Regions from separate parts of the Homo sapiens genome. Here regions 2 and 3 are each linked to region 1. A link is an interaction called in ENCODE POLR2A ChIA-PET data of the cell type or tissue named here. Cell type or tissue: GM12878. All regions are shown on one strand.

The links. Peaks named below come from ENCODE experiments on the same cell type or tissue, not always from the same donor. Only the 100,000 strongest peaks of a DNase experiment are listed, where the experiment ranks them.
Region 2: POLR2A ChIA-PET joins it to region 1 with 6 read pairs; 4 of 35 experiments call an interaction of 5 or more read pairs at or near these places.
Region 3: POLR2A ChIA-PET joins it to region 1 with 5 read pairs; 2 of 35 experiments call an interaction of 5 or more read pairs at or near these places.

What each region holds. Positions count from the first base shown.
Region 1 is chr11:46,474,292-46,482,291 of GRCh38, forward strand. All of the region lies in intron 11 of AMBRA1 (autophagy and beclin 1 regulator 1), which reads right to left. Among named protein-coding and RNA genes, the nearest start is that of MIR3160-1, 26 kb to the left of the region's middle. In GM12878, no CTCF peak of the experiment used is centred here; DNase peaks (open chromatin) are centred at 2,080 and 4,081; H3K27ac peaks cover 376 bases.
Region 2 is chr11:46,578,493-46,586,492 of GRCh38, forward strand. The region is part of intron 1 of AMBRA1 (autophagy and beclin 1 regulator 1); the gene reads right to left. Among named protein-coding and RNA genes, the nearest start is that of AMBRA1, 12 kb to the right of the region's middle. RefSeq lists an enhancer at 5,782-6,626. In GM12878, no CTCF peak of the experiment used is centred here; no DNase peak of the experiment used is centred here.
Region 3 is chr11:47,829,757-47,837,756 of GRCh38, forward strand. NUP160 (nucleoporin 160) reads right to left here. Exons shown (of 36, transcript NM_015231.3): 5 at 7,789-7,867; 6 at 7,131-7,245; 7 at 5,895-6,053. Among named protein-coding and RNA genes, the nearest start is that of NUP160, 15 kb to the right of the region's middle. In GM12878, no CTCF peak of the experiment used is centred here; no DNase peak of the experiment used is centred here.

The DNA of each region.
Region 1 (8,000 bases):
GAATAAGGGAATAAATAAATTAATTATTATCAGGTATATGATCAATACGAACAGGTCTATTCATATACTTCTCAACATAAACAGAGGCCCAATTTCTAACCTTGTTCTATTTTTTGAGACAGAGTCTTGCTCTGTCGCCCAGGCTGGAGTGCAGTGGTACAATCTCGGCTCACTGCAACCTCCACCTCCCAGGTTCAAGCGATTCTCCTGCCTCAGCCTCCCGAGTAGCTGGGACTACAGGCACGTGACACCACGCCTGGCTGACTTCGTATTTTTAGTAGAGTCGGGGTTTCACAATGTTGGCCAGGCTGGTCTTGAACTCCAGACCTCAGGTGATCCACCCACCTCGGCCTCCCAAAGTGCTGGGATTACAAGCGTAAGCCACGGCACCTGGCCTCTACCCTTGTTCTTAAGCATCTATACTATACTGTCTGTTGGACAGAGGGGGAAATCCAGAAAGGATTAGTACTCATTCTGGATTTTCCCTATGGCTAGCAGGTAAAGTTAAGTTCAAGGAAAGAAATACAGTACTGGTTCACTGAGGGCAGCTAACCCATATCAGAGCCAGAACAGTGAAAAAAAACAAAAAGCAAGATAGTCGAAAGAGAAAGAACACAGTGTGCGCTTGAGAAATGGACATTTTAAGGCTCAGCCTGACAAAGTCCGCATATATGTATAACATGAGGAGGATGACATTATGTTCCCATAGGATCAACCTGAGTACTTGGAGAGGAGATGAGAGGAGAAAATGAGTGAGGTGAATTGAATATATCTTAAACTGAAAAACAGTCTTATCAATAGAAAAAAAATTAAAGTATTTTAGGTTCTTCTGCAAAGTAGAATAGCAACCCAACTAACTTCAAACCCTAGTCAGCCTATCTGGCAGGCAGCCTCCAGCGCCCAGTGCTACCTATAACTTGGAATGCAAAGTATTAATTATGAATAAGAGAAGAATTCAAGTCCTTGGTTTCCTTACAAGAAAGTAGTTATGGGTGTGTCTCCATGACATTTGCTAACGTTCAACGTTTAAGAACATCAAAGCCAAAAGGGAAGATAGACAAAATATTCAACAGTTTAATGTCCAGGTTCCAGGTTGGAAAAGGAACAGACAAGCATACATTTCTTTGAGGGGGTAGACTGGACCTTAATTCCACATGTATTAGTTTGCTGTATTCTTTGATTGAGTCTATTTCTCTGTATACAAAAATCCCCTCCCATCACAGACTATCCAATGAAAAATGAAAATGAGAGACAGAGGAATCCTAGGATAATTCAATTTGTCAAATTCAGAAGGCCCAAGGACTCAAAATTCCAACCCTTTCCTTCAGAGACAGAGCCCCTGAGGCCATTCCCAGTTTGATAATTTGTTTCAGTTATGCTCCCCACACAAAAGTTATGAGTCATATAAAACTGTAAAATGTCAAATAGTCAACTTGCAACCATCATCACTTTGCTCTGGATACGAGAATCCCGTAATTTCTTGTCGCATACTTCTTTTTTACTGTAAGGTCTCAGATTCGGAGAAAGGTGGAACAGGAAACTGTGGCATTCACAAGAAAGAAGGCAAAGAAAGCAGGCAGCTTCAAATAAAGGATATACTAAAATATCAAGACTAAAATGATTTTTTTCAGGAATTCTAAACCCTAACAGCTATTCTCCAGGTGTCGGAAAAGAACACTGTTCCCCTCCATAGCTGCATTAGCCTTTCAGAAAATGGTCACTCTTCCATATAGGGGAGACACTAATATCACAAAGGAAAAGGTGGAGAGCTGCACTCAGTGCCTGAAAACAATGACTGATGAGTCCACACAAACCAAACCTCCAACACACAGTACCCAGAAATAATAACAGAGAAGAGGAAAAAGTGTCCATGAAGTTGAGAGGGGAAATCAGCCAGTCAGTGTTTCCTTCAGCACTATTACCTCCAAATCCCATGGCCAATTTCTCTGTTAGTTCCATCCAGTGGCAGCTCAAGAAATTCTATAAATGAGTCTCAGGGTTGGCAGGTGAACGAGTAGGGTGTGCACAAGTTAGGTGACTTGTCTTGAAGCTGCCGGCAGAGCAAGCACACTGTTTTTCACTTAGATGGTGTATTTTTAGGGGTGGCTTGTGGTTAGATAATAGTGGTGGGGAGATACGTAAAGAGTCCCAAGCCAACCCGTGGTGCTGGTACTGCTTCTATCCCATAGGACCTTCACATTCTTCCCAGGTAAGACATAGATTAGAATAGCCAGAAACTTATTCACAGCATGTGCTCCTAAACTGTCCCTGTGGCCTCTCCACCTAGAACATGGGAGTGAAGAAACTGGGCATTTTAAACAATTTACTCCAGCTTTGCACTGATATTTTCAGTTTTAATTAGTTTGCAAAATAAGCTATACAACATTTTACCACTTTTCCCCAGTTGCTTCACATCAGCAGAATCCAGAAAAATATTTAGACCAAGAAACACTTTGTGGCTTTTATAAGCTCTCAGTTAGCTCCTGTGTTAGCTCTATTAGTTCTGCCTTAAAGAAAATCAAGTTCAAATTCTGCTTAAGGCTGGGTGTGGTGCCTCACGCCTGTAATTCCAGCACTTTGGGAGGCCAAGGTGGGTGGATCAGCCAGGAGTTCGAAACCAGCCTGGTCAAGATGGTAAAACCTTGTCTCTACTAAAAATACAAAAAAATTAGTTGGGCATGGTGGCGCACGCCTGTAACCCCCCAGCTACTAGGTAGGCTGAGGCATGAGAATCACTTGAACCTGGGAGACAGAGGTTGCAGTGAGCCGAGATTGCGCCACTGCACTCCAGCCTGGGCAAGACTGTCTCAAAAAAAAAAAAAAAAAATCTGCTTAAATACTGAGACCCACAACAGATAAAGGGAGAAAGGTGGAAGGGTGGGAGGGGAAAGGGACCCAGGAGTAAAAGTAAAGGCAGAATAGAAGGACACTAGCTCAATCTCATCACCACAACCTCTAACTCTTATCAGACAAAAAAGGATAAGGCCGAGTTTTCATTAGGGAGAGTCTTTGTCTCTTTAAAGATACTTCTTTTTTTTTTTTTTGAGACAGGATCTTGCTCTGTCACTCAGACTGGAGTGCAGTGATGTGATCTCTGCTCAATGCAGCCTCTGCCTCCCAGGCTCTAATGATCCTCCCACCTCAGCCTCCTGAGTAGCTGGAACTGTGGAACTACATGCACATGCTACCAAGCTCAGCTAATTTCTGGAAAAAAAAAAAAAAAAACTTTTTGTAGAGATGAGCTCTCACTATGTTGCCCAGGCTGGGCTTTCCTGGGTGCAAGCAATCCTCCCACCTTGGCCTACTGTGCTGGGATTACAGGCTTGAGCCACTGTGCCCAGCCTCTTTGAGGACACGTCTTTATTGTACATAGGCTATACCATTTTGAATGCACATGCCTAGGATAATATCCAGGGTTTATCAACAGCAGAGCCCCCAGCCCATCAGCGACTGAGGTGGTTCTAAAAGTACATCAAGGAAGTCCTAAAAGATTGATTGGTGAGGCCAGGCATAGTGGCTCACGCCTGTAATCCCAGCACTTTGGGAGGCTGAGACGGGCAGATCGCTTGAGGTCAGGAGTTCGAGACCAGCCTGGTCAACATGGCGAAACCCCATCTCTACTAAAAATACAAAAATTAGCCAGAGCTAATTTTTGTATTTTAAAAGAACTCTCTACTTTGAAAAGAACCCTGAGACACTATGTGAAGAAGCACAGGTTAGTTTACTGGTGAATGAAAAAAAAAAAGAATGACTGGTGAATATACTGAATTTGTCTCTATGTGACCTGAGGCCCAATCTATGCAATTCACATTTGGTCCCCATAAAATAGTTTTTAACCAATCTCAATAATGCCAAGTAAAAGCTAAGTCCTATGCTTGAGAATAGCTGAATTCTTGCTTCTCCCAACCACTGCTATAAGAAAGCATAATATGCCACAGTAATTGGGCACACAAAAATTCCTTGCCTTAGTTTTTAGGAACTTTTCTTCTGAGTTGCTTCTGTTCAAGGAGCTCTGGATTATAAATGATGCCACGGGTACAGGTTCACTTACAGCAAATTAGTAAGTGCTTGCACAGTTAATTCTGTCAGTCTTACTCCTACACAGAAATACATTTGGCCCCAAGGGGCCCAACCACCCACAGAGCTCTTTTGCACATCTTTTTACCCTCCAGCACAGAAATACAGGGCTATATCCTAGAAAATACCCAGAGAAAGAGAAAAGGTAGTTTCCCTGATATCCTATGTCTAGGAAACCAGGGTCCAGCTTTTTATTTGAATGTTGTTCCTAAATTCATTTCTCTGAATAACCCAAATAATTACCTAAGGCAAGATATTTCTTGTTTTTTTCTTTTTTCTCTTTTTTTTTTTTTTTTTTTTTTGGAGATGGAGTTTCGCTCTTGTTGCCCAGGCTGGAGTGCAATGGCGCAATCTCGGCTCACTGCAACCTCCACCTCCCGGGTTCAAGCGATTCTCCTGCCTCAGCCTCCCGAGTAGCTGGGATTACAGGCATGCACCACCATGCCCGAAGATATTTCTTGAAAGTTCTAAATCTGTACCTTTATATCCTTTGGTATGCTGAAGCTTTCCTCAGTATATGTAAGGACACTTTTAAAAAAAGCAATTTGTGCTGGACGCAGTGGCTCACGCCAGTAATCCTAACACTTTGGGAGGCCAAGGTGGTAGGATCGCTTGAGCCCAAGAGTTTAAGACCAGTCTGGGCAACACAGTGAAACCCTGTCTCTACAAAAAATACCAAAATTAGCCAGGCATGGTGGCATGTGCAGTAGTCTCGGTTACCTGGGAGGCTGAGGCCGGGGAATCACTTGAGCCCAGGAGGCAGAGGTTGCAGTGAGCTGTAATCAAACCACTGCATTCCAGCCTGGGCAACAGAGTGAGACCCTATCTCAAAAGAAAGAAAAGAAAAAAAAAGCAATGTGTTCAGAGTGTGCTAGCAGGCTACCTCAGATTTCAAAGCCTACTTAGTTGTGGCAGCATGTTACAGTAATGGCCCCAAATGATTTAGGCCCTTCTGTATCCATGGCCTTAGAGAGTCTTCTTCCTGGTTTGGGGCTTACCCAAACAGCTTGCTTTAGCTGATGGAATGGACAAAAGCAAACATGACATAAGGAGAGATTCAAAAAGTGCTTATGCAGTAGGACTTGACCTCTCCTGCTTCTTTTCAGAACTCTGAGGTCAGGAGTTTGAGACCAGCCTGGCCAACATGGTGAAACCCTGTCTCTACTAAAAATACAAAAATTAGCCAGGTGTAGTGGCAGGCGCCTGTAATCCCAGCTACTAGGGAGGCTGAGGCAGGAGAATCACTTGAACCCAGGAGGCGGAGGTTGCAGTGAGCTGAGACTACACCACGGCACTCCAGCCTGGGCGACAGAGCGAGATTCCGTCACACACACAACCCTGAGACACTATGTGAAGAAGCACAGGTTAGTTTACTGGTGAATAGAAAGGAGACAAGTCATCCCAGCTGAAGCCAAATAGCCTGCCAAATGCCAGATACATGTGTGAAACTATCTGTTATCAGTTTTCTATAACTGCCATAACAACAAGCAGAAACTTAGTGGCTTAAACAAGACAAATTTATTATCTCTCAGTTCTATAGGCCTGAAGTCAAACAAAGGACTCATTGGGCTAGAAGAAAGGTGTTGGCTGGCCTGTGTTCGGGTCTGTCTCCTTGTCCATTTCGGTTGCTGGCAGAATTCAGTTCCTTGCAGATGCAGAACTGAGGTTCCCACTCGCTGCTAGCTGTTAGCAGAGGCCATTCCCATCTTTGATCATTGCAGCACCTTGACTGACCCTTCTGCCTTCCTCTTCCACTTTTAATAGCTCATGTAATCAGATGAGGCCCACCCAGATAAATCAGGATAATCTTCCCACCTCAAGATCTATAATCTTAATCATAACTGCAAAGTCCTTTCTGCCATGTAAAGTAACATATTCACAGGTTCTGGGGATTAAGATGTGGAAGGACCTCTTAGGCAGATCATTATTTTACCTACTAAACCATCTAAGATCATCCACATCCAGCCAAGCTATTAATTGACCACAGAGAAGAGCCAATGATGCAGACCAGGCAAACTGCAATTGGACTCGCAGAATTGTGAGAAACAAGAAATGTCTTATGCCACTAAATTTGGGGGTGGTTTGTTCAGCAGCAAAAGCTAAATGACATAATGGCCAAAGCTATACCACTTCCCAGGGTTGTGCAACCCTCATCCCAATACATGCGTCTTTTCCTTCTTTGCTCTAGATCAACATGTGTACCTTAAAAGCAACTGGCAGTTTTTTGTTCTCTGAGTCATAAAACAAAATAATTCATTTTATTTTTTCTTCTAGTCCAGATCTAGAGATTATTGCTGAAGTTTAACCAAAGTCAGCCTTATTATCTCAAAACAACCAGAGAGAGGCTCTTTGCTCTACAACTTTGGAAGCTACATACATGAAAAAAATATATACATACTGCAAGTCCCAGGGAATGATTTCAAGGAAGGACTACCTTTTGACAGAGCTAAAGCTGCTGATAGAAGAGGAAAATTTCACTGCCATCCAACTATCTCTCCTTTACGTATAGAGACCAATGAGGGGTTTGGGGCACAGCCTCTTAAAGAGGGATCTCTAACCCTTCACTAGCCAAATAAATTTTCTCAACTAGGCTCCCCCTCAAATTTGCTGATACTTAAAGGTCTGGAAAACTTCAGTAGAAGGAAAATGCCAATAGCAACTTAATGTCCTCTTGGCTCTTTTGGCTGACTTCCCTGTGCCTGGGTCTTGACTATTAATTGAATGCTGTTCAGATTCCATCTCAAAAACAAATGAGGATGGAGACCAGAGGCCTGCCGTCCCCAGACTGATAAGAGCAGCACGGTGCAATTACACCCAAACAGCTCTGTTTTGGAATGTAATCACCGCCCCAGCCTTCTTCCCAAAGGGATGGCAACAGTGTAATTACCACTACACAATTCATTGTTTGGGAATATAATTCTTCTACAGGGCCCTCTTTCTAGGGGAAAGGATCTGCGACAAGGATATAAGAGCATAGTAGCCCCCTCCCCAGTAGCAGTCTTCTGAGCTGAACACACTATTTTTGTTTTTGTTTTTGTGATGGAGTTTTGCTCTTGTTGAGCTCAGCACACTGCAAACTCTGCCTCCCGGGTTCAAGTGATTCTCCTGCCTCAGCCTCCTGAGTAGCTGGGATTACAGGCATGCGTCACCATGCCTGGCTAATTTTATATTTTTAGCAGAGATAGGGTTTCTCCATGTTGGTCAGGCTGGTCTCGAACTCCCGACTTCAGGTGATCGGCCTGCCTCGGCCTCCCAAAGTGCTGGGATTACAGGCATGATCTACCGCGCCCGGCCTATTTTTGTTCTCTGAAGGTAAAGCCTGAGATTAGATTTTAGCCTGTTTTTCTACCAACAAAGAATCAGATCACACCCCATGGTGGTTCTGTTGGAAAAGAGCAGGACTGCCTGAGGTCCAACTCCCACTCTGTCAAGTACTAGCTGTGGTTTTGGGTAAAATACTTCATCTCTTTTAGCCTCAGTTTCCTCATCTGTAAAAATGACAGTGTATCATAGCAATGCTGCTGGTGATTAATATGTGAGAAGTGCTTGGAACAGTACTTGGTATAGAACAAATGTTCTTAGGGGTTTTGTTTACCAAATTTGAAATATCATATTCCAAAGTCCTCACGTTTTGCAAGTTTTGGTTACTACATCCTTGTAGTATAATTCGAAGTCAGGTAATGTGATGTGATGTTTCCAGCTTTGTGTTTTGTTTTGTTGTTGTTGTTTTTGCTTAGGATTGCTTTGGCTATTCAGGCTCTTTTCTGGCTCCCTATGAATTTTAGGATTGTTTTTCTCTATAATACTACTTCATGGCCAAATCTAAGCTTGAGTTACTAAATTCTGTCTTTTCACTACCCCTCTGCAGTTCAGCATGATGGGCAATGTTTTGGATAATTGTAAATGCTGTTATAGAACTGTCA
Region 2 (8,000 bases), 100 kb after region 1:
AAAAAATCTAGGTAGGACTGTAGCCAAAATGTTTATTATTATCATATAAATATGGCTAATTAGACTCTGGGCAAAGTATATAAATCACAAACTATTAATAGAAAACAATGGCGGGGCACAGTGGTTCACGCCTGTAATCCCAGCACTTTGGGAGGCCGAGGTGGGCGGATCACGAGGTCAGGAGATCGAGACCATCCTGGCTAACACGGTGAAACCCTCTCTACTAAAAATAGAAAAAATTAGCCAGGCATGGTGGCGGGCGTCTGTAGTCCCAGCTACTCAGGAGGCTGAGGCAGGAGAATGGTGTGAACCCGGGAGGTGGAGCTTGCAGTGAGCCGAGATTGCACCACTGCATGCACTCCAGCCTGGGCGACAGAGAGACTCAGTCTCAAAAAAAAAAAAAAAAAAAAAAAAAAGTATAGAGCTTTGAGCTTTGTCACAATTATACATTCAGTACATAGAAATAAGAGCCAATAAACAAGTGAATGAATAAAGAGGTTAACCAAGCACCTCAGCTAATTAGCTATAGCAACAATGACCACAAGAAAGCAATAAAAAAAAAAAAAAAAAAAAGATAAGGAATGAACTTTAAAAGCCAGTAATACCAAAATACAAAGAACCATTCAGTAGGGAGGTGAAAAAAGAAAGGCTAAACATAGCAAATTTTAAAAGTACATAAAAAGGGCCGGGCATGGTGGCTCACGCCTGTAATCCCAGCACTTTGGGAGGCTGAGGCAGGAGTATCACCTGAGGTCAGGAGTTCGAGACCAGCCTGACCAACATGGAGAAACCCCATCTCTAATAAAAATACAAAATTAGCCGTGTGTGGTGGTGCATGCCTGTAATCCCAGCTACTCGGGAGGCTGAGGCAGAAGAATCACTTGAACCCGGGAGGCAGAGGTTGTGGTGAGCCGAGATCACGCCATTGCACTCCAGCCTGGGCAACAAGAGCAAAACTCCATCTCAATAAATAAATAAATTAAGTAAGTAAGTACATAAAAAGTAGATAAACCCTTAAGGCCAACATAAAAAGGCCAGAGAATCATTACTCTCACCATTTTGCAAATATCTTCATACCCTCACCCTTTTCTCTCTTAATACAACATCCTGGCAAGATACCAAGCTAAGCAGCCAAGAATACAAAAAATGGAAAGGTACAGCTCCTATCTTCACGGATCTTACTGTCTTAGAGTATACTTCTTATGAGGAAACAGACATGTTTTGTTTTGTTTTGTTTTGAGATGGATTCTTGTTCTGTCACCCAGGCTGGAGTGCAGTGACATGATATCAGCTCACTATATCCCCCGCCTCCCCAGTTCAAGTGATTCTCCTGCCTCAGCCTCCTGAGGAGCTGGGATTACAGGTGTGCACCACCACGCCTGGCTAACTTTAGTATTTTTAGTAGAGACAGGGTTTTGCCATGTTGGCCAGGCTGGTCTTGAACTCCTGACCTCATGTGATCTACCTGCCTCAGCCTCCCAAAGTGCTGGGATTACAGGCGTGAGTCACCACGCCCAGCCTACACATGTCAATAATCAAAATACACAGACCATCTCCACTTCGTCCCTTCCCATGCCTTAAACCCAATTCAATTTAGCTTCTGGCCCTACTTTCCTCCAATATTGTTCTTGCTATAATCATCAATGATCTCTGTGCTGACAAATCCAACAATGTACAGTGATTACTCCCTTCCTGAAATATGTTCCTATGTTGGTTTCTCTAATAACAAGCTCTTACATTTTCTCTTGAATTCCTTGGAGTGTGGTCTTCTCCTCCTACTCTATACTTGTTCTCTAGGAGATCTCATCCATTTCCCTTGGTTGTAAATACCATCTATATACTAATACCATCCAGATTTCTCTCCAGCGCTACTTTTGTGAATCAGCCTAAAGACTACTTACTTGATATCTGCACTTGTATGTTTTCACAGGCATCTCACAATTAGCATGACTAAAACTGAGGTCTTCATTCCACTCCCCAACTCTAATCCAAATCTGCTCCTCCTCCAATGTTTCCATCTCAGAAACACCACCTTCATCTACCCAGATGCTCAGGCCAAAAATCTGGAATCATACTTGACACCTTCTTCTTCCCACACATCCAATCCATTAAGTCTTGCCTGTCCTAATTCTAAAATATCTACTGAATCTTTCTACTTCTATCTCCACTGCCTACAGTCTAATCCAAACCATCATCGCCTTTTGCCTGGACCACTGCAATACTTCCTAACCATACTTCCCCGATTTCTTCTCTTTCCAAACCCCTCCCCACAATGTACCCACAGTAATGGGGTGTTGCTGTTGTTATTGTTGTTTTGGAGACAGAGCCTTGCTCTGTCACCCGGCCTGGAGTGCAGTATCATGGTTTAAGCTAACTGCAGTCTCAACCTCCGCAGATCAGATGATCCTCCCACCTTAGCCTCTTGAGTAGCTGTAAGCACAGGTGTGAGCCACCGCACCCAGCTAATTTTTTTGTACTTTTTGTAGAGATGGGATCTTACCATGTCACCCATGCTGGTCTCAAACTCCTGAGCTCAAGCAATCCACCCGCCTCAGCCTCCCAAAGTGCTAGGATTACAAGCATGAGCCACCGCGCCCGGCCCCAGAGTAACGTTTTAAAATCATATATAAGGTCATGATACTCATGCTTAAAACCTTCAAAATCTTCTAATTATACTCAGGATAAAAATCCAAAAGCTGGCCAGGTACGGTGGCTCACACCTGTAATCCCGGGACTTTGGGAGGCCAAAGCAGGTATATCACCTGAGGTCAGAAGTTCAAGACCAGCCTGGCCAACATGGTGAAACCCTGTCGCTACTAAAAATGAAAAAATTAGGCCAGGCGCAGTGGCTCACACCTGTAATCCCAGCACTTTGGGAGGCCAAGGCAGGCAGATCACGAAGTCAGGAGATCGAGACCATCCTGGCTAACACATGAAACCCCGTCTCTACTAAAAATACAAAAAATTAGCCTGGTGTGGTGGTAGGCGCCTGTAGTCCCAGCTACTTGGGAGGCTAAGGCAGGAGAATGACGTGAGCCCGGAGGCAGAGCTTGCAGCAAGCCGAGATCGCACCACTGCACTCCTGCCTGGGTGACAGTGCGAGACTTCCTCTCAAAAAATAAATAAATAAATACATAAATAAATACACAAATAAATAATTACCCACATGTGGTGGCACGTGCCTGTAGTGCCAGCTACTCAGGAGGCTGAGGCAGGAGAATCGCTTGAACCCAGGAGGCAGAAATCGCACTGAGCCAAGACCACACCACTGCACTCCAGCCTGGGCTACAGAGCAAAACTCCATCAAAAAAAAAAAAAAAAAAAAAAAATCCAAAAGCCTTGCTGGGTGTGGTAGTTCATGCCTGTAATTTCACCACTATGAGAGGCCAAGGTGGGGAAGGAGCTCTTGAGTCCAGGAGTTTGAGATCAGCCTAGGCAACATAGTGAGGCTTTGTCTCTACAAATAATCAAAAATTACCTAGGCATGGTGGTGGGTGCCTGTAGTCCCAGCTACTTGGGAAGCCGAGGTGGGAGGATCCTTGAGCCTAGAAGGTCAAGACTACAGTGAGCTGTGATCACACCACTGCATGCTAGCCTGGGGAACAGAGACCCTGTCTCAAAAAAAAAAAAAAAAAAAATTCGAAAGCCTTGACATAGTCCTGCCTAAGTCTCTATCCTCATTCTATGCCTCTTTCCTCCATCCCCTACTGTTCACTGTATTCCAACCATATCAACCTTCTTCCAGTTTCTCAAATGTGTCAAGTTCTCTCCCATCCTGAGAATTTCATACATGCTATTCCCTTCCCTTTCTATCCTTCTAGTCTCTGCTTAAGTATCACTTCTTCAGAAAAATATTTCTCAAACCTCCAGTTTAATTCAGGTTCCCCTACTATAATCTCTTTTTATTCTTCTGTCATAGGTTTGGCACACACTGCAATTATATGTTTATTGGTATAATTATTTGTTTACTGTCTCTCTTTCCTCTGGACTATAATCTCCATACAGGCATGGACATCTATTTTTCCACTCTAGTCTCACTATATTGACCTAGTGTTTTAAAGTGTTTAGTAGTTAAGAATCAGTATAACTTAGAGGTTAAGAGCAGGGGAATGTGGAGCCAGGTTGTTTGGACGCGAATCCTGGTTCTGCCATTTGCTAGCTATATACCTTGGGCAAATTGCTTAATTTCTCTGTGCCACAACTGCTACATCAATAAAATGAGAAGAATAAGAGTACTTACGTCATAAGGTTGTTAGTTGGAATGAAAAGAATCAATGCAAAGCGCTTACTACAGTACCTGGCACAAAGCATTCAATAAGGACTGGTTCTGATCAGAACCAATATTTGCTAGATAAACAAAAGTCTGAAAAGGTACGAATTGAGATGCAGAATCACAATCAAGAAATAGTTGTAAAAGGCCTCACAGGGATATTTCATAACTCAAAAAAAAAAAAGCCATAGTACATAATACACAGCATTATGGTATCCTCACTGCCTACTGAAGGAATACACATGCAACAAACATTTATCAAATGAATGACTGTCGCCAAGTCAATCCTAAGCCAAAAGAACAAAGCTGGAGGCATCACGCTACCTGACTTCAAACTATACTACAAGGCTACAGTAACCAAAACAGCATGGTACTGGTACCAAAACAGAGATATTGATCAATGGAACAGAACAGAGCCCTCAGAAATAATGCCGCATATCTACAACTATCTGATCTTCGACAAACCTGAGAAAAACAAGCAATGGGGAAAGGATTCCCTATTTAATAAATGGTGCTGGGAAAACTGGCTAGCCATATGTAGAAAGCTGAAACTGGATCCCTTCCTTACACCTTATACAAAAATTAATTCAAGATGGATTAAAGACTTAAACGTTAGACCTAAAACCATAAAAACGCTAGAAGAAAACCTAGGCATTACCATTCAGGACATAGGCATGGGAAAGGACTTCATGTCTAAAACACCAAAAGCAATGGCAACAAAAGCCAAAATTGACAAATGGGATCTAATTAAACTAAAGAGCTTCTGCACAGCAAAAGAAACTACCATCAGAGTGAACAGGCAACCTACAAAATGGGAGAAAATTTTCACAACCTACTCATCTGACAAAGGGCTAATATCCAGAATCTACAATGAACTCAAACAAATTTCCAAAAAAAAAAAAAAAAAAAAAAAAAAACAACAAAACAACCCCATCAAAAAGTGGGCGAAGGACATGAACAGACACTTCTGAAAAGAAGACATTTATGCAGCCAAAAAACACATGAAAAAATGCTCACCATCACTGGCCATCAGAGAAATGCAAATCAAAACCATAATGAGATACCATCTCACACCAGTTAGAATGGCAATCATTAAAAAGTCAGGAAACAACAGGTGCTGGAGAGGATGTGGAGAAATAGGAACACTTTTACACTGTTGGTGGGACTGTAAACTAGTTCAACCATTGTGGAAGTCAGTGTGGCGATTCCTCAGGGATCTAGAACTAGAAATACCATTTCACCCAGCCATCCTATTACTGGGTATATACCCAAAGGACTATAAATCATGCTGCTATAAAGACACATGCACATGTATGTTTATTGCGGCACTATTCACAATAGCAAAGACTTGGAACCAACCCAAATGTCCAACAATGATAGACTGGATTAAGAAAATGTGGCACATATACACCACGGAATACTATGCAGCCATAAAAAATGATGAGTTCATGTCCTTTGTAGGGACATGGATGAAATTGGAAATCATCATTCTCAGTAAACTATCACAAGGACAAAAAACCAAACACCGCATGTTCTCACTCATAGGTGGGAATTGAGCAATGAGAACACATGGACACAGGAAGGGGAACATCACACTCTGGGGACTGTTGTGGGGTGGGGGGAGGGGGGAGGGATAGCATTAGGAGATATACCTAATGCTAAATGACGAGTTAGTGGGTGCAGCACACCAGCATGGCACATGCATACATATGTAACTAACCTGCACATTGTGCACATGTACCCTAAAACTTGAAGTATAATAATAATAATAAAAAGAAAAAAAACAAAAAAAACAAATGAATGACTGAAAAATACACACTCTGCTATAATCACTAGAAAGAATTTTTTTTTTAATTTTTCTGAGACAGGGTCTTGCCATGATGATGCCCAGGATGGAGTGCAGTGGTGTGATCTTGGCTCACTGCAGCCTTGATCTCCTAGGCTCAGGCAGTCCTCCTGCCTCAGCCTCGCAAGCAGCTGGAAATACAGGCATGCACCACCATTTCCAGCTAATTTTAAAAAATTGTTGCCAGGCTCAGTGGCTAACACCTGTAATCCCAACACTTTGGGAGGCTGAGATGGGTGGATCACCTGAGGTCAGGAGTTCAAGACCAGACTGGCCAACATGGTGAAACCCTGTCTCTACTAAAAATACAAAAATTAGCTGGATGAGGTGGTGGGTGCTTATAAACCCAGCTACTCAGGAGGCTGAGGCAGGAGAAACGCTTGAACCTGGGAGGTAGAGGTTGCTGAGATCACACCACTCACTGCACTCCAGCCTGGGCGACTGTGCTCTCTGTGCTCTCTGAAACATGTGCTGTGTCCACTCAGGGTTAAATGGATTAAGGGCGGTGCAAGATGTGCTTTGTTAAACAGATGCTTGAAGGCAGCATGCTCGTTAAGAGTCATCACCACTCCCTAATCTCAAGTATCCAGGGACACAAACACTGCGGAAGGCCGCAGGGTCCTCTGCCTAGGAAAACCAGAGACCTTTGTTCACTTGTTTATCTGCTGAGCTTCCCTCCACTATTGCCCTATGACCCTGCCAAATCCCCCTCTGCGAGAAACACCCAAGAATGATCAATAAAAATAAATAAATAAATAAATAATTCCAAAAAAAAAACGCTGGGCATGGTGCCTCACACTTGTAATCCCAGCACTTTGGGAGGCCGAGGCAGGTGGACCACGAGGTCAGGAGATCGAGACCATCCTGGCTAACATGGTGAAAGCCCGACTCTACTAAAAATACAAAAATTAGCCAGGCGTGATGGCACACGCCTGTAGTCCCAGCTACTCAGGAGGCTGAGGCAGGAGAATCGCTTGAACCAAGGAGGCGGAGGTTGCAGTGAGCTGAGATCACGCCACTGCACTCCAGCCTGGGTGACAGAGCAAGACTCCATCTCAAAAAAAAAAAAAAAAAAAAAAAAAAAAAAATATATATATATATATATATATATATATTCCTAGCTTCCCAAATTGCTGGGTTTAAAGGTGTGGGCCACCACACCAGGCATAAAGACTTTTATAATTGGAAAATAACAATAATTTTTTTTTTCTTTTGAGACGGAGTTTCGCTCTTGTTGCCCAGGCTGGAGTGTGATGGCATGATCTCAGCTCACCACAACCTCCGCCTCCGGGGTTCAAGCTATTCTCCTGCCTCAGCCTCCCGAGTAGCTGAGATTACAGGCATGCACCACCACACCCAGCTAATTTGTATTTTTAGCAGAGACAGGGTTTCTCCACGTTGGTCAGGCTGGTCATGAACTCCCAACCTCAGGTGATCCACCCGCCTCAGCCTCCCAAAGTGCTGGGATTACAGGCATTAGCCACTGCACCCAGCCGAAAATAATAATGATTTTTAAAACTGGACGCACTGGCTCACACCTGTAATTCCAGCACTTAGGGAGATCGAGGTGGGCAGATCACTTGAAGCCAGAGTTCAACACAAGCCTGGCCAACATGGCAAAACTCTGACTCTACTAAAAGAAATACAAAAATTAGCCAGGTGTGGTGGCACACACCTGTAATCCCAGCTACTCGGGAGGCTGAGGCACAAGAATCGCTTGAACCCAGGAGGCAGAGGCTGCAATGAGCCAAGATTGTGCCACCGCACCAGAGCAAGACTGTCTCCAAAAAATAATAAAAAAATAATTTTTTAATTAAAAATAAAGATCCATCTTTTTACTTTTTTTTTCCTAGCTAGGATTTGAACCTATATCCTTTTACTTTA
Region 3 (8,000 bases), 1.4 Mb after region 1:
TAAAAACCCTGGAAGACAACCATAGGCAATACCATCCTGAACATACGAACGGGCAAAGATTTCAAGACGAAGACACTAAAAGCAATCTCAACAAAAGCAAAAATTGACAAGTGGGATCTAATTAAACTTAAAAGCTTCTGCACAGTAAAAGAAACTTTCAGCAGAGTAAACAGACAACTTACAGAATGGGAGAAAATATTTGCAAACTATGCATCTGACGAGGGTCTGATTTCCAACCTCTATAAGGAACTTAAATTTACAAATGAAAGGCAAACAACCTCATTAAAAAGTGGGCAAAGGACATGAACAGACACTTTTCAAAAAAGAAGTATGCAGCTAACAAGCATATGAATAAAAGTTCACTATCACTGATCATTAGAGAAATGCAAATCAAAACCACAATGAGATACCATCGCACAGCAGTCAGAATGGCTATTAAAAAGTCAAAAAATAACAGATGCTGGTGAGGTTGCAGAGAAAAGGGAACATTTATACAATGTTGGTGGGACTGTAAATTACTTCAACCATTGTGGAAAGCAGTGTGGTGATTCCTCTAAGAACTAAAAACAGAACTACCATTCCACTCAGCAATCCCATTACTGGGTATATAACCCAAAGGAATACAAATCATTCTACCATAAAGACAAATGCACATGAATGTTCATTACAGCACTGTTCACAATAGCAAAGACATAGAATCAACCTAAATGCCCCTCAATGACAGACTGAATAAAACATGGTACATATATATCATGGAATATATGCAGCCACAAAAAAGAACGAGATCATGTCTTTTGTGGAAACATGGATGGAAGTGGAGGTCATTATCCTCAGCAAAATAATGCAGGAACAGAAAACCAAATACCACATGTTCTCACTTATAAATGGGAGCTAAATGATGGGAACTTATGAACACGAAGAAGGAAACAACAAACATTAGGGTCTACTTGAGGGTGGAGGTTGGGAGGAGGGAGTGGAGCAGAAAAGATAGCTATTAGGTGCTGGGCTTAATTCCTGGGTGATGAGAAAATCTGTACAACAAAGCCCCATGACATGAGTTCACCTATGTAATAAAGCTTCACATGTACCCTCAAACCTAAAACAAAAGTTAAAAAAAAAAAGAGCAGCCGAGCGTGGTGGCTCATGCCTGTAATCCCAGCACTTTGGGAAGCTGAGGCTGGTGGATCACCTGAGGTCAGGAGTTCGAGACCAGCCTGGCCAACATGGTGAAACCCCGTCTCTACAAAAACACAAAAATTAGCCAGGCATGATGGCGTGAGCCTGTAATCCCAGCTACTTGGGGGACTGAGGCGGGAGAATCGCTTGAACCTGGGAGGCGGAGGTTGCAGTGAGCCGAGATCACGCCACTGCACTCCAGCCTGGGCAACAGAGCAAGATTCCATCTCAACAACAACAACAACAACAACAACAAAAAAGCAAATGATGTGAATAAACATTTCTCCAAGGAAGAGACACAAATAACCAATAAGCACTAAAAAGATGCTTGGCATCATTAGTTATCAGGAAATTAAAACAAAAACCATAATGAGATAATACTTCATACCCACTAGGATATCTAGAATTAAAAAGTCAGATAACAACAAGTGTTGACAAGTATATAGCAGCAGTATTCATAATAGATAAAGGGTAGAAACAACAATGTCCAACACAAATGAAAAAATTCCAACACAAATGAATAAATAAATGGTGGTATACAACTGAAAATTATTCAGCTATAAAAGGAATTGAAACCACCTTCGCAAAAATCATAACAGTGAGAAAATTATGACAATGAAAGAGGTCTGGGCCAGGTGCAGTGGCTCACGCCTGTAATCCCAGCACTTTGGGAGGCCGAGGCAGGCGGATTACCTGAGATCAGGAGAGACCAGCCTGGCCAATATGGCAAAACCCCACCTCTACTAAAAAAATACAAAAACTTAGCCAGGCATGGTGGCATGCGCCTGTAATCCCAGCAACTTGGGAAGCTGAGGCAGGGGAACTGCTTGAACCTGGGAGGCAGAGGTTGCAGTGAGCTGAGATCGCGCCACTGTATTCCAGCCTTAGTGACAAAGCGAGACTCTCTCTCAAAAAAAAAAAAAAAAAAAAAAAAAAGAGACAGATCTGATCTAATAAATTCCTTTTTTTTTTTTTTTTTTTTTTTTTTGAGACAGAATCTCGGTCTGTCACCAGGCTGGAGTGCAGTGGTGCAATCTCTGCTCACTGCAACCTCCGCCTCCCAGGTTCAAACCATTCTCCTGCCTCAGCCTCCTGAGCAGCTGGGACTACAGGCATGCACCACTACGCCCAGCTAATTTTTGTATTTTTAGTAGAGAAGGAGTTTCACCATATTGGCCAGGAGGGTCTCGATCTCCTGACCTCATGATCCGCCTGCCTCAGCCTCCCAAAGTGTTGGGATTACAGGCGTGAGCCACTGTGCTGGCCCACAAATTCCATCTTGTCTTTAATCTCCAAACTGCCTCTGGTCATTCCTGAGCATGGGCAAGGCTCACCTTGGGAGAAATTTAATTTATAGTTTAAATAATAATAGCCCTTCCCCAAAACCAAACCACCTTGGTAAAACTAATGAAAGGCCACCAGGTTAGGAAGATGAGAGGGGCCCGAATTCATAGTTAAATGATTACCAGTCATTATTCCGGAGGTCATAAGATTTGCAACTTCCCCAATTACTTCTGTAAATAACATCACCATTGTAGCACCTTACACTGGCCTTTTAAAATGTGTTTTCAGTTTTTTACATTTCTGGCCCCAGCCAGATGAGCAACTCTTCTGTGGCCCCGACCCAGAAGCAGACTCAGCGCATAGGATGGTTTTCCACACTCCTACAATTGCATCTCCAACCAGTCAGCAGCACTCATAGCCTCGCCCTGCCTGGCAAACTATCTTTGAAAAACCCTAGCCTCTAAATTTTCAGGGGGGCTGATCTGATTTGAGTTAACAGTAAAACTCCGGTCTCCTGTTTAGCTGGCTCTATGTGTATTAAACTCTCTCTATTCCAATTCCTGTCTTGATAAATCAGCTGTATGTATTGGGCACTTACAGAATGAAGTGCTGACAACACATGCTACATGGATGAACCTTGAAAATATTAAGCTAAGTGAAAGAAGCCAGTCACAGAAAACCACTTATATGATTCCACTGACATAATATGACCAGAATAAGTAACTTTATAGAGACAGAAAATAGATTAGCAGTTGTGTAGAGCTGGGAAGAAATGGGGGAAGGGAAGAATGATAGCTAAAAGGTATGGGGTTTCTTTTTGAGGTGATGGAAATGTTCTAAAGTTGACTATGGTAATGGTTGCTCGTATCTGTGGATATACTAAAACTCATTGAATGGTATACTTTAAATGGGTGAGTGAATTACATCTCAAGAAAGCTGTTTAAATAAATGAATAGGCTGGGCGTGGTGGCTCACACCTGTAATCCCAGCACTTTGGGAGGCTGAGGCGGGTGGATCACCTGAGGTCAGGAGTTCGAGACCAGACTGGCCCACATGGTGAAACCCCATCTCTATTAAAAATACAAAAAATTAGCCGGGTATGGTGGCAGGTACCTGTAATCCCAGCCACTGTGGAGGCTGATGAAGGAGAATTGCTTGAACCCAGGAGGCAGAGGTTGCAGTCAGTTGAGGTCACGCTACTGCACTCCAGCCTGGGTGACAAGAGTGCCAAACTCCATCACAAAAGAAAAAAAAAAAAGAATAAAGTGAACCTGTCATTTCAGGGAAAACAAATGACAGTATTTGTTGCCAATGATACATTTCAAGTTTTAAAGTGAAAACTATGATTTCAGAAAACTTCGTATCCACTAACATGAACTCCAGAGCTTCTCAAGGCTCTTCTGAGTGATCACCAATGATAATATCATCAATGATAATAGTTGTGCAGAAAGGGTTAACATAGCAGGCCTGAGGCTGCTCTCCTTAGAAAGTCTTGCTTGTACTCTGGGAGGCCGAAGTGGGCAGATCACAAGGTCAGGAGTTCGAGACCAGCCTGGCCAATATGGTGGGCACTGTGCCTCTAGCAAGCTTTCCTGGGAAACAACATTTTACACACATCATCACAATTCAGTGCTGGAAGAATTAAGCATGTCCTGTGAGACTCTACTGGGAGGGGACTCTTAGACGATTGTGTCTGGCTTCAGACTTCACTCCATGTGCCTTTTCCCTTTTTTCACTTTGCTTTGTATCTTTTCACTGTAATACATTTTAGCTGTCAGCACAACTACATACTGAGCCCTATGAGTCCTTTCAGAGTATTACTGGACATGGAGGTGAGGTGGTCTTGGGGATTACCCCCCAAAACAGTAATTTAGATACTGCATAATATAAAATGTGTCAATCCACATCCAGCCAGTTTTAATTTCTAATAAATTATAGGTATAACCCATATAAACAAAAGCTCTTTGCAGTTCTCGGTAAGAGTATAATAGGGTCCCGAGACCAAAAGTTTGAGAACCACTATTTTAGTGTGACAAACTAATTGTAACATGTCGAGGAGACTGATCAACAGGATGTTACATGAATAACAATGGAAGGAACTAAGGAAGTTAGAGCAGGGTCAATTCTCCTACCACCCACAACCTACATGCAGAGAAGAGTATACTTAGAGGAGATGGATAGGTATGTTCAAATAGTTCAAGGGTTGTCCTCCAGAAGAGAGAATAGAACAATTATGTGCAATCAAGATAAATGTCTTGATAGCATGATACTTTTGGGCCATATTAGGAAAAAACTGCAAGAATGAGCTCTTCCTCTTCCCTTCCATTCTGTTCCTGAGCAATCCAATCTAAAAACCTAGAGCAAGGTAGATATCCTTGCTGGCCAGAAGGTAAGGGTCGGGGACCTGGGGGGTTGGGGTTCGGCATAAGGAGTCAGTCTGAACAGGTTGAAGAGAACATCGGTGCAGGCATGTCCCAGCACAGGAGTGAGAACACTAGTGAGTGAGAAGGGCGTGCATGCAGGGGTGATATGGCCAGGTGTGATGAGGCAAGAGCCTAGGGACATAAGAAGACTGTCCACATTTGGGACTGCCTGACTTCGGGGGGAGGAGCACGAACAGTTTGAGATGGCTTCCACATGGACAGAAAGCTTGGTGCAGGATGGAAACTCAGGTTGGGTGAGGAGGAGGTCCATTGCATGGGGGCAGTCTGGTGGTCTCAGGGCCCAAACAGGGTAAGGAGGGCACCCACATTGGAGGAGCAATGTGGAGTGGGCTATGAGATCCCAACAGAAGTGAGAAGGGCATCCAGGAAGGGCAGTGGCCTAGCGTGGGGACTCAGTGGGGGAATCAGAGCTCCTGCATAGTAAGGGAGACAGACCCTACCTCACTGGGCTGTTATTAGGATTAAATGGATAAAACGCATATAGCATATGAGCCCAGAGTAAGCACAATCCCAGTGTCTGCTATTATTAATGTGCATAAAGGGACTGGCACAGCACCAAACACACAATGCTCAACAAATGGCTGTTTATTAAATGATTACACTATTACATCACATCCTACGTATCTCATCTACAGACAGCAGCTACTGTCTGGATGCTAAGCAAATTTATTTAGAAAAATTAACTTAACACCACATAACACCTACATCCCTTTCAGGAATTCTGTTTTTTCACCTAGAACTCCTAATTTGCTCTTCTTGTTTAGTTTCTGTTAACTTTTCCTTTCATGTTACTTTAAACTCTCTACTTCCTTTCATACTGACCCCTCCTTCAAGATCTTCTAATTCACATAGTAGCACGAAACCCAACCATCACCTCAGAAACACATCTAGGTCGGTGAAAAGAGCTTGAACAGACTCACTGAGTCTACAGCCATTTCTCCACATCAGTACACACAGAATAACTTGGTATGTGTCTTATTTGTTTCATACCTGTCCTCGTTTTGGTGCATGCATGTATATCCCCAGGTAGAGTCCCATGGTGGGGGAATAAGCAAGCCGTAATTTGTGTCCAGTTCCAGCAGTAAGCCGAAGGTCTTTCTTCACAGGGACATACTCCAGCATGTCAGCTACCATTAGGCACATTTGCTCCTGTCCAAGAAAATAGTTAATAGGTGATATTCAAGGGATATTCAGGCTAGAAGAACATACCTTTTGAAAGGATGGACCTTTCATTGTATCTACTGCTCTATCTAGTTTATCTGCTAAAAGACCTTACAGGTTTTTGTTTCAAAAGGGCTAACACAGGCCGGGCGCAGTGGCTCACGTCTGTAATCCCAGCACTCTGGGAGGCCGAGGTGGGTGGATAACCTGAGGTCAGGAGTTCGAGACCAGCCTGGCCAACATAGTGAAACCCCATCTCTACTAAAAAATACAAAAATTAGCCAGGTGCAGTGGTGCATGCCTGTTATCCCAGCTACTTGGGAAGCTGAGGCAGGAGAATCACTTGAACCTGGGAGGCGGAGGTTGCAGTGAGGTGAGACTGCGCCATTGCATTCCAGCCTGAGTGACAGAGCGAGACTCTGTTTCGGGGGAAAATAAAAAGAGGGAGGGAGGGGCTAACATGAAAAACATCTCTTCAGTCTGAAACATAAGATCAGACTTATATAAAATATAAGCTGTATTTTTTAGATGAATCTTGAAAACCATTTTACCAACTTACATTTTAAAAACATATTTGTTGCTCTTAAATGAAAGGTCCAGTCTGGGTAACATGGCAAAACCCTGTCTACAAAAAATACTAAAATTAGCCAGGTATGGTAGCGTGCCCCTGTAGTCCCAGCTATTTGAGCAGCTGAGGTGGGGAATTGCTTGAGCCCGGGAGGCAGAGGCTGCAGTGAGCTATATTCATGCCACTGTACTCCAGCCTGGGTGACAAAGTGAGACTGTTTCAAAAAATTAAAAAATTTAAAAAAAAGTGAAAGGTGTACTTTGTACTACTCTTTCAGTGTTCCTGTTAGGTTGATAATTTTTCCAAATAAAAAGACAGTAAGTTAGGAGGAAAATATATGCAAAATAAAGCTAAATGAAACTGTCTGAATCTGGCAGTGACCAATAAGTTCCAAACCAATTGATCTAATAATCTTTAGAGAAACAGCAAAATTTACTTCAATTCTCATGATTCACAATCCTGTTTTAACTTACAGCAACTATAAATGTAGCACTTACCTTGTAAGACCACATTCGTAGTTTATGATCCTGACACAAAGCAAAGATGAAGGCATCATGCTCCACACAATGAACAGCAAGACTGAGGGGACGATCTGAAGGCGACTGGTCACCCCTAAAACATAAGACCCAGTTTTAGAGTTTTACTGCTGCAAAGAATCTGATCATTAGAATTTGCAATTCAAGAAATATAATAAAATTATAAATGTACACTCTTAGCAGAAGGACCAAGAGCTTATATGCTGGTATAAGACAACTACATTTCTATTTGGTTTATCGCCAATTACTATAATAAAATTTAAAAGGCTCTACATAACAATGGAAGACTGTTTCCTTTTATATTGTTTTCCTGTAACCATCAAAAACTTTCTATTTCTAATAATTTTACACGAAACTGGATTTGGGTAAGTCGGGGCAGAGCACTGAACTGGATATTGTGAGAATATAAACAGGCCGATTTATGCTGACAAGGCATCCAATTGCAGATGAAAGGGACTCGGGAGTGTGGCTTTCCTCAGATGGAATTTAATGTTATTCTGACTGTTCTCCTTTCCAGTATAATGTTTGCCTTGGAATAAGACTGGAAACAATAACTGCCGACCAGTGCAAAAAGATTAAATTCTTGGGCCCTTTGATTTACCTGCCAGACACCACTCACCTGATAGCTGTTGGCATCCAGCCTGTAAGCAATCGTTGCATTACTGAACTCTGTTTCAGTTCCACGACTGACACCATACCTGCAATGATATCCAAGGCACCTCTTGAACACACTTAGAGAAACCCAAAGGCAAGAATGATGTAACCATGAACAAGGTCTTTATAATAGGCAACAGACTTCCGTATTTCTGTACTAACAAAGGTTTAGGATGT